Regions from separate parts of the Homo sapiens genome. Here region 1 is linked to region 2. The links are chromatin loops, found by intact Hi-C in ENCODE. Cell type or tissue: mammary epithelial cell. All regions are shown on one strand. Each heading gives the region's core, and the rest is flanking DNA. Links, peaks and the distances in the headings are about the cores only. Region 1 overlaps HECTD1 (HECT domain E3 ubiquitin protein ligase 1). Region 2 overlaps HEATR5A (HEAT repeat containing 5A).

The links. Hi-C counts contacts between places; a loop is a spot of excess contacts. Peaks named below come from ENCODE experiments on the same cell type or tissue, not always from the same donor. Only the 100,000 strongest peaks of a DNase experiment are listed, where the experiment ranks them.
Region 1: it touches region 2 in a loop (2.5-fold over the local background); 2 of 110 quality-filtered maps call a loop at or near these places.

The regions. Positions count from the first base shown.
Region 1 is chr14:31,160,816-31,171,442 of GRCh38, forward strand. HECTD1 (HECT domain E3 ubiquitin protein ligase 1) reads right to left here. Exons shown (of 43, transcript NM_015382.4): 9 at 8,539-8,653; 10 at 7,483-7,657. Among named protein-coding and RNA genes, the nearest start is that of HECTD1, 42 kb to the right of the region's middle. RefSeq lists a silencer at 4,988-5,282. In mammary epithelial cell, for the core only: no CTCF peak of the experiment used is centred there; a DNase peak (open chromatin) is centred at 5,176; H3K27ac peaks cover 1,584 bases.
Region 2 is chr14:31,319,909-31,330,535 of GRCh38, forward strand. HEATR5A (HEAT repeat containing 5A) reads right to left here. Exons shown (of 36, transcript NM_015473.4): 23 at 6,255-6,434; 24 at 3,657-3,896; 25 at 1,591-1,772. It also overlaps the pseudogene ATP5MC1P2. Among named protein-coding and RNA genes, the nearest start is that of HEATR5A, 95 kb to the right of the region's middle. In mammary epithelial cell, for the core only: a CTCF peak has its summit at 6,413; no DNase peak of the experiment used is centred there.

The DNA.
Region 1 (10,627 bases), core at 1,651-9,650, 160 kb before region 2:
ATGCGCCACCATACTCAGCTAATTTTTGTGTGTTTTGTAGAGACAGGGTTTCACTAGTTGCCCAGGCTGGTCTCAAACTCCTGGACTCAAGCAATCCTCCCACCTCAGCCTCCCAAAGTGCTGGGATTACATGCATGAGCTAACACACCCAGCTAGGAAATACATTTTTCCATATTAATTTTTTGCCGTGTTTCCTCTTGAACACTGTGCCTTAATTTCATTGACTAATTTACTCAAATGGCTCTGAAATTTTTACGATCAATTTGTAAATACCCTTTGTATATAATAAAGACAGTATCCCTTTGTCATATTTGCTAACAAATACCCACCTGCTGGCAAATTTTTTTAGATTAAAAGTTTCTATTCTGAGACATTTGTGGCTGCAGGTAATATTGTTTCTGTTATGTAGTAGTTTTATGTTTTTTACATAAAATAAATTTAAAAGGACACATTTGGCTAATGCAAATAGGTTTCTAAAGTAAGCCAGGCATAGTGGCTCACGCCTGTAATCCCGCAGTTTGGGAGGTCAAGGCAGGGGAACTGCTTAAGCCCGGGAGTTCAAGACCAGCCTTGGGCAGCAAAGCAAAACTATCTCTAAAAATAAAAATTAGCTGGACCTGGTGGTGTGTGCCTGCAGTTCTAGCTACTCAAGAGGCTGAGGCAAGAGGATACACTGTGCCATGGAATTCAAGGTTGCAGTGAGCTGTGATCATACTATGCACTCCAGTCTGGGTGACACAGCAACACCCCGTCTCAAAAAAAAAGAAAAAAAAAAAGAAAAAAAAGAAAGAAAGAAAGGAAAAAGAAAAACAAAAAGCCAGGCTGGGTGTGGTGGATCACGCCTGTAATCCCAGCACTTTGGGAGGCCAAGGCAGGCAGATCACCCGAGATGAGGAGTTCGAGACCAGCCCAGCCAACATGGCAAAACCCCATTTTTACTAAAAACACAAAAAAATTAGCCGGGCATGGTGGTGTGTGCCTGTAATCCCAGCTACTCAGGAGCTGAGATGGCGCCACTTCACTCCAGCCTGTGCAACAGAGCAGGACTCTGTCTCAAAAAAAAAAAGAAAAAGAAAAAGCCATTCTTCCTATCAAGGTCTGATAAACATTCAAGTATATTTTCTTTTGCTCAGAGGTTCTGGAGGGGCTCACACCTGTAATTCCAACACTTTGGGAGGCTGAGAAGGGTGGATCACATGAGGCCAGGAGTTCAAGACCAGCCTGGCCAATATGGTGAAACCCTGTCTCTACTAACAAAATACAAAAATTAGCTGGGCATGGTGGTGCATGTCCTTAATCCCAGCTCCTCGGGAGGCTGAGGCACGAGAATCGCTTGAACCTGGGAGTCAGAGGTTTGCAGTGAGCCAAGATCATGCTACTGCACTCCAACCTGAGTGACAGAGCAAGACTGTCTCAAAAAAAAAAAAAAAAGTTTTGGAGGATAGGGAAAAAAAGTATCTTATCTTTTTGTTTTCCTAATATTTTAGTTTTTAAGTCTTAGAATTTGTTTAGATTTAAAATATAAGATAAAAGATTAGGGTGATTTTTAAAATCAAACTACAAAGCAGATACTCCAGTACCACTTAATAAATAGTACCCCCTCCCCTGAATGATCTGAGAAACATCCATTATAATACATTCAATACCTATATATAACTGGCTCTATTGGGGGGACTATTTTATTCCATTGATTTACACACTACTCTGCTAGTTATCATAAAAATTTCATTGCTAAAGGGTTACACTAACATTTCAGATTTTTCTTTAATAATCTCACCTATTTATTCTTCCAGATGAACTTTGGGATCTGTCAAGTTCTAAAACAAATTCTGTAGTTATTTCCTTTAGAACTGCATAACCTACAAATTAATTTTAGAAGAATTTATGTCTTTAGATTATTTAATGTTTTCACCCAAGAACAATTTCCCACTATATCCCACCAAGTCTACTTTTTTCTCTCAAATTGTTTTAAAAAAAAAATTGGGCCAGTCGCAGTGGCTCACACCTGTAAACCTAGCACTTTGGGAGGATCACTAGAGCTTAAGAGTTCAAGACCAGTCTGGGCAACATAGTAAGACCTTGTTTACACACAAAAAAATAAAAAAATTAGTCAGGTGTGGTGGTGCTCGCCTGTAGTATCAGCAACTTGGGAGGCTAGAGAACTGCTTGAGCCCAGGAGGCTGAGGCTGCAGTGAGCTGAGATCACGCCACTGCACTCCAGCCTGAGCAGCAGGGTAAGATCCTGACACACACACACACACACGCACACACACACACACGCACACATGCGCACACACACACACGGAAAGCAAGAAAAGAAAACCAGACCACACACGGTGGCTCACGCCTGTAAACCCAACACTTTGGGAGGCTGACGTCGGAAGATCGCTTGAGCCCAGGAGTTTGAGACCAGTCTGGGCAACACAGCAAGACTTCATCTCTACAAAAAAAAAAAAACTATTTTAATTAGCCAGGTGTTTAGCCAGGCATGGTGGCATGCATCTGTAGTCTCAGCTACTTGGGAGACTAAGGTGAGAGGATCACTTGAGCCTGGGAGGCAGAGCCTGCAGTGAGCCAAGATTGTGCCACTGCACTCTAGCCTAGGTGACAGAGTGAGCCCCTTTCCTCCCCCAAAGAATTAGCTGGGCGTGGTGGTGCACAACTGTGGTCGCAAGTGGTTGGGAGGCTGAGTTGGGAAAATCCCTTGAGCCCAGGAGTTTGAAGTTGCCGTAAGCTATGAGCACTCCACTATACTCCAGCCTGTGCGACAGTGAGACCCTGTAGCTAAAACCTTTTTTTTTAATTTTTAAAGGGCCAGGCGCAGTGGCTCACTCCTGTAATCCCAGCACTTTAGGAGGCAGAGGCAGGCGGATCACTTGAGGTCAGGAGTTTAAGGCCAGGCTGGCCAACATGGCAAAACCCCGTCTCTACTAAAACTACAAAAATTAGCCGGGCATGGTGGTGCGTGCCTGTAATCCCTGTAAACCCCTGGGAGGCTGAGGCAGGATAATCACTTGAACCCAGGAGGCGGAGGCTGCAGTAAGCCAAGATCACGCCACTTCACTGCAGCCTGGGTGACAGAGCAAGACTCTGTCTCAAAAAAAAAATTTTTTTTTCAAAAGGTCCTCATAAAGATCTAGTTTGCTGCAAAGGAGACTCAATCTTTGTCCAGTTATTTATACTAACTCCTAAGATGTTTACTTATCAGACCTGTTCAAAATTCTATGTAGCTTTCTTCTAAAACAAAGTGGAGAAGTACTCAGTCTAATTATCTTACAGAGAAAATAACCAGGCTTTTACAAACTACTCCACCACTGATACTACCAATCTCTGTTTTGAAGCCTTCACTGATCTGCTGTCTGCCTTTTATTTCCTGAACAGATACTGTGCACAGGCCTACACAGGTAATAGCTAATGTCAATATACATGGACACTCTTAACTGTCTGAATCAGTGTTATGTTTACTTATCTGATAAAACTTCAAAAAAACTGGTAAAATATCAGGTTGTAACCAATCCACCTTGTTTTTTCGAGACAGGGTCACATTATGTTGCCTAAGCTGGTCTCAAGCGATCCTACTACCTCAGCTTCCCAAGTAGCTGGGACCAGAAACGTGCCACCGTGTGCTCCCCCTTGTTTTTAATAATGCTAAATAATTCCAAAAAATAAACTATCACTTTTCAAATACCTCTAACATTGTAGACACTATGCTACACACATATTTAATTTTTATTCTCACTCCTAAAGAGGATTAAGTATAACTATCCTCACCTTGGAGACGAGCCAATTGATTAAGAGGTTATGTGCTTTGCCCATGGCCAAACATATAGGAAAGTGCAATGAGTTGATTCCAGAGTATGAGTTCTTAAACTAAGACATATATTATTTTCCTAGCTACAATTAAATGTGTCTGCTAATAACTACCTGGGAAAATTTAGCATCAAATTTTCTAACACTAATATCTCCAAACATTTAAAATGATAAAAGAAAATAACCATCCAATAAGGGAACTCTGTTACATGGTAGCATACTTTATAATTTTCTGATGGCCTTATCATGAAGCACTTATACTCCAGAATGATTCTTGCACTGGCATAACAGATGGTCCTCTAAAATTTTCAGACCAAATTATCTTGTTCAAAACTGAACTTGCTCATTTAAGATGATTCAAGTCTTGTGTAATTAAAAAAAAAAAAAAAAGTGACCCCACTAACACCTACACCTCTGTAGCTATTTGGGGAAGAATTAAAAACCAAGCTATTAAATGTTCACAGTGAATTATTTTGCGGCCAGTTCTCTCCTATTTAAAGCAGACTGCTTGTATTTTAATGTCAGCTCATAATACTGGTATTTGAGGTACTTGAATCTTATAAAACTGCCTGCTCTACAGACCTCCTGAACTGAAAACGACCAAAATCAGATTCCTACTCAGCCAAAAACCTGCAGTCATCTTTCACCCTTTCTTCCTTCAATCCACCATCTAACTGGTCACCAATCCCTATACAACCCATCTGCCAAACTCTTAAATTTGTTCTCACTAATCCAGTTGCCCTGAAGTTCCTATCTCAATCAACACTTGTCTGTTTCTATTCTCTCCTTCCTCCAGTTCTTCTCTCTGCCAGGGTGTCAAAGTGATCTTGATCAACAGAAATCCAGATGTGTCAAATTTTCCTTACAGGTCTTTAATAATCCTTCTTAAATGTGAGGTAGAGTCCACGCTCTTTCACATGGCCTACAAAAGCCATCATAGGTTATAAAAAGCTCCTCTCTACTTTCTTAACATTATTCTCGGAGCTTTCCAAATGTATCCTGTACTCCATTAATATTGAAATACTTGCAACTGCTAACAAAACACACTCATTCAATCATTCAGTAAATATCTACTGAGGACCTAAGGATCAGGCCCTATTCTGTATCTCCTTGCCTTTGTAGGAATATAGCAGTACATAAGACCAGCTCTCGTGGTGCTTACTTTAAAGAGACAAGACAATAAAACAAACAAAACCCCCCAAAAACCAGTATTTCAGAGAGTGAAACCTTTTTTTTTTTAGATGGAGTCTTGCTCTGTTGCCTAGGCTGGAATGCAGTGGCGCAATCTTGGCTCACTGCAACCTCCGCCTCATGGGTTCAAGCAATTCTCCTGACTCACCCTCCCGAGTAGCTGGGACTACAGCCAAGTGCTACCATACCCAGCTAATTTTTTTATTTTTCATAGAGACAGGGTTTCGCCACGTTAGCCAGGCTGGTCTCAAACTCCTGGCCTCAAGTGATCCACCTGCCTCGGCCTCCCAAAGTGCTGGGATAACAGGCGTGAGCCACCGCACCCAGCCAAGATAGCATAAGCTTTGTAAAGTCAGTAAAACATTATTGATATAAAAAGTGTAACGGGGTAAATTTAAATCAGGGAGACAGACTTCAATGGATGTAACATTTGAACTGAGAGGTGAATGGTATGAAGCAAACACCCATTCAGAAGATCTAGGGACAGAAAGTTTCAAGCAGATGACAAACAAGTACAAAAGCCCTAAGGCAAGGATGTACTTGGAGGGTTCCACAACAGAAAGAAGGCTAGCGTAAGTGTAATGGGCCAAATGTTAGGTAGTACTCTGTTGGAGAGCTGGGTTGGGATTATGTAAGAACTTGCAAGCCTAAGGGTTAAGGAGCTGAGTTTTTGTTAAAGCCAATTAGAAGCTATGAAGGGTTCAAACTAGGCAGTCGTGTGATATAATTACGATTTAAAGATATAATTCTCAAGCCAAGTGCGGTAGCTCATGCCTGTAATTCCAGCACTTCAGGAAGCTGAGGCCAGAGGATTGCTTGAGCCCTGGAGTTAAAGACCAGCCTGGGCAAGATGGCCAGACCTCATCTCCACAAAAAAATGAAAACATTAGCTGGTGTGGTAGTGCATGCCTGTAGTCCTAGATACTCAGCAGGCTGAGGTGGGAGGATTCCTTGAGCCCAGGAGTTCAAGTATGCAGTAAGCTGTGATTGTGCCACTGCACTCCAGCCTGGACAAGAGAGCAAGACTTTGTCTCTAAAAAAAATTTTTAAAAAAATGTATATAATTCTCAGGACAGGTGCATGCAGAAGCTCACACTTACAATCCCAACACTTTGGGAGGCCAAAGCAGAAAAATCCCTTGAGGCTAAGAGTTCAAGACCAGCCTGGGCAACAGAGCAACACCATGTCTCTACAAAAAATTTAAGAATTAGCCAGGCAAGGCGGTATACATCTGTAGTCCTAGCTACTTGAGAGGCTGAGGTGGGGGATCGCTGGAGCCCAGGAGTTCAAGGTTACAGTGAGCTATGATTGTGCCACTACACTCCAACTTGGGTGACAGAGCAAGACCTGTCTCTAAAAATAAATATGGTCAGGTGTAGTGGCCCATGTCTGTAATCCCAGCACTTGGGAGGCTGAGGTGGGCGATCACTTGAGCCCAGGAGTTTGAGACCAGCCTGGGCAACGTGGTGCATCCCCATCTACACTAAAAGTACAATCTGGTCATGGTGGCATACTTGTAGTCTCAGCTATTCGGGAGGCTAAGGTGGGAGAATCACTGGAGCCCAGGAAGTCAAGGCTGCAGTGATCCAGCCACTGCACTCCAGCCCAGGTGACAGCGATACCCTGTCTCAAAAATTAGTTAATTAAAAATATATATACACGCACACATCTACATATATAATTCAGCCTAATATGTACAAACATTGTAAAGGAGCAAGAGAGAAAAAGCAGAATGATTAACTAAGGAGGCTACTGCAGTGGTCAAACCCTTTGGTAGTTTGGATCAGAGTACTGACTAGCAAAAGATGAAAAGAAATAGCAAGCTATGGATACACTGTAGAGGGAGAGCCACAAGGAGTTCCTGATGGATGGATTCATACCTTCATGCATTTGCACATACTGTTCTTCACTCATGCTTCCAAATCTGTCTGCCTAGAAAACTCCTAAGTATCCTTTAAACCACAATTTAAATCTCACCTCTGCATAAAACTGTCTCCAATCTGCCCAGCCCAATTAGTTGTTAAATTATCTATATTCCCAGAGAACCCTGAATATGTGCCTAATCTACCATTTACCACTCTATGTTTTACCCACATACATCCTTACTAGCCCGCAAGGGGAAGAGTAAGCAAGAGCCAAATCTCATTTATCTGTATAACTCCTCCAGTGGCCATCTCATACCGTCCCTACCAACAGGCTTCTAAAAAGCTCAATAAGTGGTTGCAATACTTATCAAACAGAGATTTAATATTCAGAGAGCTACCTAAAATTTGTTAAGAATCTAGTAATCTTTTCTAAAACTTCTCTTCGTTCAGATCGTCAGAAGAAAAGATAGGGCTTTCCCACTTCTCATCTAAATTTTATTCTTACCACACCTTTTTAACATTAAAATAAACCTCAAATACTTCTGGAAAAGGGAGATAAATAAAACCATATAATTGGTGTAATTTGACTAACACATCAAATAGTATGAATAACTACCTTATTGAAGGCAGCATAGTTTGCTGAAATGTTTGTGCAAACACTGGCAATAACCTTTTCAAGTATATGGGTGCCATTTCCGGATCTCCTTTGGGCTCATTACATTCTTCTTCATCTTTGTTTGTATCTTTCTTTTTCTTATCATCTCCTTTATTAACTGGACACATCCAATCACCTACAGACAAATATTTTTTAAAGAAATACTTTTTTGGAAACTTTTGCTTTCAAGGAAAAAAACCTTAAGATATATCCAACTTCAAATAATAATTATCTCTAATTAACAAATACACTGAAATTAGAACATTGTTTCAATGATGCTTATAAGAATACTAAAGAGCACTAGTAACTTCAATGTGCTCAATAACAAATTAAGAAGATAATTTTGGATACTCCACTTCGTTCCAAAAATTATTTCACAGAGCTTCTGGATTCATCAACCCTCTGAAAACTTAAAACTTTGGTCAGCCGGGAGCAGTGGCTCACGCCTGTAATCCCAGCACTTTGGGAGGCCGAGACGGGCGGATCACGAGGTCAGGAGATCGAGACCATCCTGGCTAACACGGTGAAACCCCGTCTCTACTAAAAATACAAAAAAAATTAGCTGGGCACGGTGGCGGGTGCCTGTAGTCCCAGCTACTAGGGAGGCTGAGGCAGAAGAATGACGTAAACCCGGGAGGCGGAGCTTGCAGTGAGCCGAGATAGCGCCATTGCACTCCAGCCTGGGCGACAGAGCAAGATTCCACCTCAAAAAAAAAAAAAAATTTTTTTTGGTCAAACTACCTATCTAAACAATACCAAAGTATTCTTTATCTGACATTCCCATATTCCTTGAACTTTAGATTTTGGTTATTCTGGAATCAGGCAGTCACAATCTCAAAGAACATAGAAAATTAAGCTGTTAAACAGGTTTATTAAATATAAGGATATACATATATAATTATTTGACTTCATAGGAATAGTTCATTTATATAAGGTTAATGTGTCTACAGAAAGCTATGGAAGTGAAAGCTGAAAAATAACAGTAGATGGCTTCAAAAGAAAGAATGTAGCTCTCACCTGGAGACTGAAGAATAGCTACCACTTCACTATGGCCCCTTTCTCGAGCTTTATCTAATGGAGTTTTCCCATCTTCATCTCTCAGATCTGGATTTGCACCATGCCGTAACAGAGTCTAGAGAAGAAAAGCATTTAATTTGAATATAACAATACTTTATTTCTTTGACATCCAACTATGTAAACTAAAGATTTTCCAGAATTACTTAATCAAGCAGGTGGCAATCCATATCTCTGCCTTTGCACTTAGTACCTTAAAAGCAGCCTATTCTGTAATCTCAGCACTTTGGGAGGCCGAGGTGGGTGGGTCACCTGAGGACGGAAGTTCAAGGCCAGCCTGACCAACCTGGAGAAACCCCGTCTCTACTAAAAATACAAAATTAGCCGGGTGTGGTGGCGCATGCCTGTAATCCCAGCTACTTGGGAGGCTGAGGCAGGAGAATCGCTTGAACCCAGGAGGCAGAGGTTACAGTGAGCCAAGATCGCTTGAACCATTGCACTCCAGCCTGGTCTACAAGAGTGAAACTCCATCTCAAAAAACAATACAAAGCAGCCTATCGTAACTTGAAAAACTTATGAATTAATTGTACTTGGTTATTTATCATCATCTCAAATTAAGTATATTCCATCTTAACATGTCACCTTCTCCATCAAACTCTGCCTCCCAATTTCTTTAAAGAGAGGTACTGTTTAATTTATGATCTGGCAATCAATGACATCGCCTCCTATATACTGCCAATTACCAAGTTAAGTCAAATTAAATTTTAGACCAAAAAGTCAACCAGGTGTGGTAGCTCACGCCTATAATCCCAGCACTTTGGGAGGCTACACCGGAGGATCACTGGAGGCCAGGAGTTCAAGATCAGCCTAGGCAACATGGTGAGAGCTCGTCTCTACAAATAATACATAAATAACAAAATAAAAATAAAAATTAGCCAGTATGGTGGCACACGCCTATAGTTCTATAGTGACTCCGGAGGCTGAGGCAGGAGGATCACTTGAGCCCAGGAATTCAAGGTTACATGAGCTATCATTGTACCACTGCACTCCAGCCTGTGAGACAGAGCAATACCCTATTTCAAAAATAAAAAGTCATCAATATATCCACCTCTATACCCACTAACACCTTAAACCTTTCATAATTTCATACCCAGACTAATTAATCACAATGGCTCAATAAAAACTTTTTTGCTAACAGCTGACTTTAAAAGTACTTGAAAGGGAAACTCTAAAACCTTCTTTGCTCACTCAGTATTAGTCACCCTTAGAAGCATCATTCTCTCTAAAAACTAACCAATTCAAACAAATAGAATTCAGGCTTGAAGAGACCATCCTTCACAGGCTAGAAAGCTACGAACCTGTTATTGAAAATGTTGTTGTAGTGTAAAGATGACAATAATAGCAGCTACCATTTGAGCACCTGCAATATGCTGATTACTACAGTAAATCTATACAATATATTTTTCTAATTCTCACAATAATCTTGCTAAGAATATATACTTATTTTATAGACAAACTTAATAAATTGTCCAAGATCATATAGCCTTTTTTGTGCATAAGCTGAGACTCGAATCCAGGCATGCACAACTTCAGAGTGGACTAACCTCGTACTATACCAAATAACTTCACGATTGGCAGATTACAGACACCTAGTTCATACATTTGATGTAAACCTTTCCATTTAACCTCTTTGGACCTCAATTTCTCTAACTGTAAAAATAACTCCCCAAAGTCCTTTGCTAGTCTGAGTCTAGTGATTCTTCTACAAACAGAGTATTTGGCTGGGTGCAGTGGCTCACACCTATAATCCCAGCACTTTGGGAGGACAAAGCAGGTGGATCACTTGAGGCTAGGAGTTTGAGACCAGCCTGGCCAACATGGCAAAACCCTGTCTCTACTATAAGTACAAAAACTAGCCAAGCATGATGGCACACGCCTATAATCCCAGCCACTTGGGAGGCTGAGGCACGAGATCGTTTGAACACAGGAATTCAAGGCTGCAGTGAGTCGCTACTGTGCCACTGCCCTCCAGCCTGGGTGACAGAGCAAAACCCTGTCTCAAAAAAAAAAGAAAAGGAATATTTTATTGATG
Region 2 (10,627 bases), core at 1,413-9,412:
GGTGGCGTGTGGCTGTAGTTACAGCTACTTCAGGTTGCAGTGAGCCAAAATCATGCCACTGCACTCCAGCCTGGGCAACAGGGTAAGACCTTGTCTCAAAAACAACAACAACACAAACCCCACAGAAATCTGAATCATTTCCTAAGTCTAGAAAATAAATGAAAGAGGTTATATATATTATGAAAATTAACCTTTATTTATTTATTTATTTATTTAGAGAAACGTTGTGTTTAATGGTAAAGCTTAGCACACCCCAGCACCAGGAATGGCGCGGAGTTGCAGCTGCAGGGACAGGCAGGTGACCCTCACGGAGCCTCACATGGCGAACAGGATGAAGAAGGAGATCATCAAACAGAAGAGCCCCATGGCCTCAGACAGGGCAAAGCCCAGAATGGCATAGAAGAGGAGTTGCTGCTTGAGAGACAGCTTCCTGGCATAGACAATAATCAAGCTGCCAAACACCGCTCCAATGCCAGCCCCTGAATCAGCCACACCAACTGTGGCTGACCCAGCACCAATAAACTTGGCGGCTGTGTCAGTGTCCCGGGAGACAACACTGGTCTGGAACTCCCGTCTGGCCACCTGGAGTGGGGAGCTGCTGTAGGAAGGCTGTTTAGATGAATTCTCTGGGCTATTCAAGGAGAAGGCAGACACAGGCCTGATTAGACCCCTGGTACAACAGCAGATCAGAGCTGGAGAAATGAGTAATACCCCGGTGGTCTGCATTTTTTCAGTCTCCCAGCTTTAGCCCTTGGTCTCAGCACTCAGCTTCCCCCACCCGGAAAATCAACCTTTAAAGTTACAAAACACTTGTTTTTTTATTTTTGTTTTCTTTAACAGGGCCATTTTTTTTCCCCCTCTCTGGAGATGGAGGTCTCCCTATGATGCCCAGACTGGACTTGAACTTCTGGGCTCAAGTGATCTTCCTGCCTCAGCCTTCTAAGGAGCTGGGACTACAGGCATACTGCCCTGCCCAAAAGACATGTTTTATGTACTTTGCTTTTACTTGAAGCTTTATAAAATATTAGCTGAAAGATTTCTTCTTCAAACACATGTACTTTCTATATATGGAATATACTGGTGATACGTTAGCAGAGATACCTACTCATTTACGAGGTGATATCCCAATTCGGTTCATAGACAGATCCTCCCCCCTTTCTTCCCTCCCTCCCTTGCTCCCTTCCTTCCTCTCTTCCTTTCTCTTTCCCCCTTTCTTCTTCCTCTTTTTTAACTTTCCCATCCTCAGACAGTTTCAGACTTTTTTTTTTGAGACAGGGTCTGGATCTGTCACCTAGGCTGGAGTGCAGTGGCACAATCTCGGCTCACTGCAACCTCCGTCTCCCAGGCTCAAGTGATTCTCCCACCTCAGCCTGAGACTACCGGTGCACTCCACCATGCCAGCTAGTTTTGTATTTTTGGTAGAGATGGGGTTTCGTCATGCTGCCCGGTCTTGAACTCCTGGGCTCAAAGCTACCTACCCGCCTTGGCCTCCCGAAGTGCTGGGATTACAGGCATGAGCCACCATGCCTGGCCTCATAGACTTTTTATCTGTGTGTTTAATAATAAAATTCTCTAAAAGAAAGTGCTTACATTGGCTTGATACTGTTCCAGAATCACATGACCTGGAAACTCTGGTTCTGGAACAGTTGCAAATCGCCGAATAACAACTAACAGCATTTCAAGGCCAGAAAGACGGAGCTGGTCACTGTGATCTGTGGCAGCCATAAAAGCCATGCGAATTAAGTCAGCAAGATGCAGTACCAAAAAGTCATCTATAAGATTAAAAAACATATTGGGAGAAAAAAAGATTAGAAAATATCAAAAAAATGTGCTGGAACTAAGACTTACATTAAGTGATAATTTTTCCTCCTTTAAGTACCTCTGACTTGATATACTGTTTTTGCTGTTTGTTAAATAGAGACTTTAAAGCTGGATTTAATGTACACTGCAAATACACACAAGAAAACTGTCCCAAAGCTAGTAAGTATATCCAGCTACTCAGGGCAGAATTAGCATTTTTTAAGTGTCCTAATAGTATCTTCAATAAAATTTTGTTCAGCTTTTATGATAAAAGTACATTAGTTGGTATGGAGGAGACTTTGGGCTTTGACTAATTAAGCAGAAATTTATTTTCTTTATGTCAGGTTGAAGCTAAGACATAATGTTCCTTTAAAAAAAAGTTTTATGCGGCTCTTTCTATGAACGACAATATCTTATTTTTACATATACTGCCAAACATACAAATGGTGGGAGTATAAAAAACATTTCTAGTCGTAGAAATGATAAATGGTAATTCCTTTCATTCCTACAACACATTGTTTGGTATAACATATCTCCTGTGGAGAGATATAAGAAAATCATTTAACAGAAGAAATCACGTCTTAGTAAATGCCAACTACAACTTTAACTGAGAGCACAGGAATCAGTTAAGTATCTACAGTATGTAAATTTTGTAACTGTAAAGTATCTAGCAAAGTGCTCATCACAAGAGACTCAATAAATGCATACTTAAAAATAATTAAACCAGAGATACCTAATTCATACTCAGACTGGCAACAGCAACATTTTGCTTTGTAATTCTTTTGTCTGGTAAAGAATACTTCTAAGGAATTTAGAAATATGCACTGTGGACAGGTGTGGTGGCTAATGCCTGTAATCCCAGCACTTTGGGAGGCTGAGGTGGGAGAGTCACTTAAGCCCAGAAGTTTGAGACAGCCTGGGCAACATAATAAGATCTCACTTCTACAGAAAAATTAAAAAATTAGATGGGGATGGTGGTATATGCCTGTTGTCCCAGCTACTCGGGAGGCTGGGGTGGGAGGATTGCTTGAGCCTGGAAGGTTGAGGTTACAGTGAGCTGTGATCATGCCACTGCACTCCAGCCTGGGTGACAGAGTGAAATGCTGTCTAAAAAAAAAAAAAAAAAAACACAAATATGTATTGTGTCTTTGAACATATGAGCTTAAGTGAATTTAAAAAATCAGACATCAAACCATAAAGGCAAACATAAATAGGTAAAAATAATACAGTTAAACAGTAAGAGGTGGTCAAAATGGTCTTACAATCAGGTTTACTTAACACTGAGAAAGGCTCAAATGTTTTTTAGTTAATATCTATGATACTAAAATAATCTGTAAGCAAAAACTGGCCCAAGTTACAAACCAGGAAATAATTTTTGAGAACTAGTAAATGTTCATACTATTTCCCAAGAACCAATTATTTTCTATAAACTTAATGCATTGCACCTGCTCATTAAAGTGAATGCCAATATAAGAAGCTTAACCATTAAAAATGTATTTAAACATGAAGTGATGTGAACACGGCTCACTGCAAGCTCAAACTCCTGGGCTCAAGTGATATTCCTGCCTCAGCCTCCCCAGTAGCTGGAACTATAGGTGCATGCCACCATGCCTTGCTAATTAAAAAAATTTTTTTAATAGAGACAATGTTTCATTGTTGCCCAGGCTGGTTTCAAACTCCTGGGCTCAAGTGATCCTCCTGCCTCAGCCTCCCAAAGTGTTAGGATTACAGGTATGAGCCACTGTGTCTGGCTAGTTTCATTTTAAAAAAATATTTTAATATTTTAAATATTAAAACCATAAGCAGACAGCATTTTTACACATATCATTTGGTGTTTTCATCACTATGTCACTTACTTCTTGAATCTCTTTTTTTCATTTCTTGTGCTAAAGCAATGTCAAAATGTGCACTGTTAGCATTCTCACATTGGTTAATTATCCTACAGACACATTCAGCAGCAAAGACTCTAGTAGCCCATCGGGGATTGGTAAAAGGATGGGATTTTTCATCACGTCTGGTGGTCAGGACTGAGGCATCATCCCCTTTATCTCCTTCTTCTTCTTGCATTGTATCCACACAAGTTACAGCTGTAAAATCTTTTATTAAAGGAGAACATATGTAATTATAATCAACTGAAAGATATATATATATATATCAAAAGGAACAAAAAAATGACTTCAAATTCAGACTAGAATTGCTCAACTATCAATTGCTACTGATCAATCATCTTTTTAATAACATCAAATAATTAGGTCTAATAACTACATACAACTAAACAGCTGTCTAAAGGAGATGCTGTTAAGAACTGTTCCAGGTCAAAATGACCAAGCTGTTAAATTATACTCAAAGTAAAAAACAAACACAATAAAAAATATTTAAAAAAACAAACAAACACAATAGTAGATACTGAAATAATTATCAATCCCCTGCAAGTAGATGGATGTACTTAAGGAGACTCAAAATTCTCGGGTGTGGGTGGGATACATTGGGAAGGCTGTTTTAACACTGGAGCCTTGCATGGATTTCAGGAGGTTCCTGAATCTACTGAAATTGTCTGAAAATATTTTTCTTAGGATAGACTCATTGCTACCATTACAGTATCAAAGGTGTAATGATAGCTGGTCACTGAGTAGTGAATTATCTCCTCTACTTATTAACTGTTACACTTACAAACTGTTTAACAACTGAAAATGGAACTAATGCTATGAAACAAACCAAACTGCTTTTCTTATATTATCCCGTATGTCAATATTTTTTTGCACGTTAGAATACCAAACATGTCACAAATAAAGTTATGGTCAAGTTAACAGAGCCTGGAAGGTGTTTTCCTGAGAAGGTATGGAGCCAAACCTCAGAAGATGAAGAATTAATGGCAAGATAAAATTGAGCAAGCTCAGGGAGTATGAATGCAAAATTTAAAAAAGATAATTGAGACACCAGGAAAATGTAATCAGTCTATGCACACATGTATTTTCTTTTTTTTTTTTTTTTTGAGACAAGATCTTGCTCTGTTACACAATCATGGCTCACTGCAGCCTCGAACACCTGGGCTCAGGCGACATTTTCTTTTAAAGAAGTCCTTGCAATTTCTTGAGTAGTGGGGAACAGAAGAGAAAATTAGAAAAATAAAATATGTAAAGCGTAATAGTTGAAACAGCCAGTGTAAACCATTGGAAGAGGGACCAATAAGAATCAAGATAGTCAGAGCAGAGAATACAAAACATTCCAGGAATTTGGTGTTAACTTTTCTCCTATCACACAATTCAGACATGAGAGCTACATTAAATTCTAAGGCTTGGGCAACTGAGTTGGGAGCACTGAAGTACAGTGGAAGGCTTGTGGATTTTAAAAGTTGTGTAGGCGTAGGACTGAATCTGTCTATGTCTTCAGGCAGGTTACCTCTCCAAGCCTATTTTCTCTTCTATAAAACAGAATAAAATTGTCTATGCATAGAATGGGTTAAAGGCTTAAATCAGATAAATTATATACAGTTCTTGGAAAATAACTGGTTTTTCTCTTCTCTCTTCCTCTCATTTATTTTCTCTCTTACTCCAAGGATACAAATTTTAAAGATTTGAATATACTTTCTCATGAACAATTATCTTGTATTACTAAAGACATTAGGGTAATAACAGTTTTCTAATACTACTTGAAATTAACATTATTGTATGTAGTGAAACTGGCTTGCTCAAAATGTCATAACTTTGTATAACTTTCTCTTATGGTGACTAAGTAATTTCATACGGTGCGAGGGGTGGGGTGGGTATGTATGAACATATGTATGTATGTATGTATGTATGTATGTATGTATGTATGTAGAGACAGGGTTTCACTCTGTTGCCCAGGCTGGAGTGCAGTGGTGTGATCTTGGCTCACTGCAACCTCTGCCTCTCGGGCTCAAGCAATCCTCCCATCTTAGCTTCCCGAGCAGCTGGGACTACAGGTGTGAGCCACCAGGCCCAGCTAATTAAAAAAAAAATTTTTTTTTGTAGAGATGGTGTTTTGCCACGTTGCCCAGGCTGGTCTCAAACTCCTGGACTTGAGCAATCTGCCTGCCTCAGCCTCCCAAAGTGCTGGGATTATAGGGGTAAGCCACCACACCTGGTCTCAAATATTTGTTGTATGTATGAAAAGAAATGATGGGAACAATATACATCAAGTCACACCTTTTAGGGCATAAACAATAACTTTACTTTTTAATTTGTTTTATATAGGAAAGTCATCTAAGACAGCCAAAGGGAAAAAGAGCAGGCTTAAGTATTGGATTTATATTGTTCAAATTACAGAGAATTCTAAAACACTAGAAATACAATCTTCATTTGAAGAAAAGCAACAATCAGACAGTCAGAATCCAGCTAGTTAGACAAGACTGATGAATTCTCAGTGGTAAACAATTTTATGTAAAGTTTCAAATTTCAATTTTATTATTTTAACTGATAATGTCCAATACTTACCAGCTGATGCAGCAAGTACATCTTTACAAAGCTTTAACCACAGGGAGAGTTTTTCCACTGCCATAGATGTAAGCATATAATTTAAAGTCTCTTTGATATCATGGCATAATCTCTCATCTGTCTCCTTGTCTAGTAAGATCAACAATGCCCCCTCAAGGCCAACTTCTCTGATGTTAGCATCTGACAAGAAGAAAATCAATTATCTAAGTAATACAGAAAACAAAACTACCATATCAGAAGCTCACACATTCAGTAGTTATTCAAATAGTAGATAAAAATACATCTTAAAGAACTAGCCCAAATACTGTGCTTTAATCTACTGAGATCCATTTTAGTTCACACTTGAATTTTGGGATTTATGATCCTATATAGCAGTATTTTATGTAATGTCACTGAAAAAAAGTATTCATATGTTATTATTAATATGTTTTCTTAATCAGGTAAAAAGTTTTACCCAATTAGTGTCCAATACTTACAAAATTTTTTTTTCTTTATTCGAGACAGAATTTCACTCTTGTTGCCCAGGCTAGAGTGCAATGGCACGATCTTGGCTCACTGCAACCTCCGCCTCCCAGGTTCAAGCAATTCTCCTGCCTCAGCCTCCCTAGTAGCTAGAATTACAGGCACCCGCCACCACGCCCAGCTAATTTTTTTTTATTTTTAGTAGAGATGGGGTTTCACTACGTTGCCCAGGCTGGTCTCAAATTCCTGACCTGAGGCGATCCACCCATCTCAGCCTCCCAAAGTGCTGAGATTACAGGTGTGAGCCACTGAACCCAGCTCAATACTTACAAATTTTATTCAGTGCTTAATTTTTTTTTTTTCCTTTTGAGACAGAGTCTCACTCTGTCACCCAAGATGGAGTGAAGTGGTGCAATCTCGGCTCACTGCAACCTCTGCCTCCCGGGTTGAATTGGTTCTCCTGCCTCAGTCTCCTAAGTAGCTGGGACTACAGGTGCCTGCCACCATGTCTGGCTAATTTTTGTATTTTTAGTAGAGACGGGGTTTCACCATGTTGGTCAGGCTGGTCTTGAACTCCTGACCTCAAGTGATCCACCCACCTTAACCTCCCAAAGTGCTGGGATTATAGGCGTTGAGCCACAGTGCCCAGCCTCCAGTGGCACTTTTTTTTTTTTTTTTTTTTTTTTTGAGACCGAGTCTTGCTCTGTTGCCCAGGCTGGAGTGCAGTGGCATAATCTTGGCTCACTGCAACCTCCGCCTCCTGAGTTCAAGCAATTCTCCTGTCTCAGCCTGCTGAGTAGCTGGGACTAGAGGCGACCACCACCACGCCCTGCTAATTTTTGTATTTTTAGTAGAGACGGGTTTCAACAGTGGCCAGGCTGGTCCCGAACTCCTGACCTTAGGTGATCCACATGCCTAGGCCTCCCAAAGTGCTAGGATTATAGGCATGAGCCACCACGCCTGGCCCAGTATAATTATTTTCTAGTTTTAAAAAAACATAATTAAGTTTTCCTTATTCTGGTATAAAGCTTTAAAATATATTAACGTGAGAGTAAAGCTCAAACAGAAAACAAACACTATATGGAGAACACTGTTTAATTACTACAACTAAGCTATTGTGGACTACTGAATAAACATATATCACTATACAATATTCTCACTACAAAGTAATACCTCAAAGGGGAAATACTAGCCTTGATCTAGCATCTACTATTACCTTTAATTCTGAAAATGCCAAAAGGACAAATACATTTTCTCTTGAAGAGTTAACTCATCTAGCATTTATGAAAGCATGTAGATTTGAAAGGTTATATTATTAGTAGACTATTCTATTTATTTATTGTTTTGGAGACAGAGTCTCGCTCTGTCGCCCAGGTTGGAGTACAGTGGCACAATCTCACTGCAATCTCTGCCTCCTGAGTTCAAGCGATTCTCCTGCCTCAGCCTCTCCAGTAGCTGGGATTACAGGCATGTGCTACCATGCCCAGCTAATTTTTTTTTTTATTACCTTGTAGAGACGAGGTTTCACCATGTTGGCCAGGCTGGTCTCGAACTCCTGACCTCAGATCCACCCGCCTCAGCCTCCCAAAGTGTTGGGATTGTAGGAGTTAGCCACTGTGCCTGGCCTTTGTGGGTGTTTTGTTTTGTTGGTACTAGACTATTTTAAAAGAGAAATTATCTTTTAAATATTAGAAGGAGGTGATAGAAATGTTTCAGATTAGGGATCTAACAAGATATAATAGCTAAGGTAATGTGAGTCATGACTGGATCTTAGATTTAGGTGGCAGTGAGGGGAGAGGAATCATAAAGGACATTTTTTGGATGACTAGGGAAATGTGTGTGAGGGCTGCAAATCAATATTGATTTTCTTAGGTGTGTGATCATGTATGGGTATGTCCTTTGCATTAGTCCATTTTCATACTGCTATAAAGACATACCCAAGACTGGGTAATTTATTTAAAAAAGAGGTTTCAGTCCAGGCACAGTGGCTCACGCCCATAATCCCAGCACTTTGGGAGGCTGAGGCAGGTGGATCACCTGAGGTCAGGAGTTTGAGACTAGCCTGGCCAACATGGTGAAACCCCATCTCACTAAAAATACAAAAAATTAGCCAGGCATGGTGGCAGGTGCCTGTAATCCTAGCTACTTGGGCAGCTGAGGCAGGAGAATCGCTTGAACCCAGGAGGCGGAGCTTGCAGTAGGCCAAGGTTGCACCATTGCACTCCAGCCTGGGAGACGGAGTGAGACTCTGTCTTGAAAGAAAAGGAAAAAAAAAAAAAAGAGGTTTCATTGACTCACAGTTCCACATGATTGGGGAAGCCTCAGGAAACATACAATCATGGTGGAAGGGGAAGACGCATGTCTTACATGGCAGCAAGCAAAAGAGAGCATGTGAAGGAGGCAAAGGGGGAAGAGCCCCTTATAAAACCATCAGATCTTGTGAGAACTCACTATCACGAGAACAGCATGGGGGAAACTGTCCCCATGATCCATTTACCTCCCACCAGGTACCTCCTTCAACAACTGGGGATTCTAATTGAAAATGAGACTTGGGTGGTGACACAAAGCCAAGCCATATCATTCCACCCCTGGCCCCTCCCAAGTCTTATGTCCACATTTCAAAACCAATCATGCCTTCCCAACAGTCTCCCAAAGTCTTAATTCATTTCAGCATTAACTCAAAAGTCCATAGTCCAAAGTCTCATCTGAGACAAGGCCTATGAGCCTGTAAAATCAAAAGCAAGTTAGTTACTTCCTAGATACAATGGGGGTACAGGCATTGGGTAAATACTCTTGTCCCAAATGGGAGAAATTGGGCTGCAGTCCCCACGCAAGTCCAAAATCCAGTGGGGCAGTCATAAAATCTGAAAGCTCCGAAGTGATCTCCTTTGATTCCATGTCTCATATCCAGGGAACACTGATGCAAGAGGTGGGCTCCTACAGCCTTGGGCAGCTCCACCCTGTGGCTTTGCAGGGTATAGCCCCCTGCCCCACCTACTTTCACAGCTGGCGTTGAGTATATGTGGCTTTTTCAGGCGCACAGTGTAAGCTGTCAGTGGATCTACCACTCTGGGGTCTAGAGACCCTCTTCTTTTCTTATTTTTTTGAGATGGAGTCTCGCTCTGTCATCCAGTCTAGAGTGCAATGGCATGGTCTCGGCTCACCGCAACCTCCACCTCCTAGGTTCATGTGATTCTCCTGCCTCAGCCTCCTGAGTAGCTGGGATTACAGGCATGCACCACCATGCCTGGCTAATTTTTCTATTTTTAGTAGAGATGGGGTTTCACCATGTTGCCCAAGCTGGTCTTGAACTCCTGACCTCGTGATCCACCCGCCTTGGCCTCCCAAAGTGCTGGGATTATGGGCGTGAGCCATCATGCCCGGCCTTGACAGTGGTCCTCTTCTTACAGCTCCACTAGGCAGTGCCTCAGTGGGGACTCTGTGTGGGGGCTCTGACCCTTCATTTTCCCTTTGCACTGCCCTAGCAGAGGTTCTCCATGAGGGCTTCACCCCTGCAGCAGACTTCTGCCTGGACATCTGGGCATTTCCATGCATCCTCAGAAATCTAGGTGGAAGTTCCCAAACCTCAGTTCTTGAATTCTGTGCACCAGCAGGCCCAACACCATGTAGAAGCTGCCAAGGTTTGGGGCTTGCACTCTCTGAAGCAATGGCCTGAGCTGTACCTTGGTCCCTTTTAGCCATGGCTGGAACAGCTGGAACACAAGGCAACAATTCCCAAGGCTGCACAGAGCACGGGGACCCTGGGTCTGACCCATAAAACCATTTTTCCCTCCTAGGCCTCTGGGAGGGGCTGTTGTTGAGGTCTTTGACATGCCCTGGAGACATTTTCTTCATTGTCTTGGCAAAAAGATTAACATTCGAGGCCAGCGCCGGTAGCTCACACCTGTAAT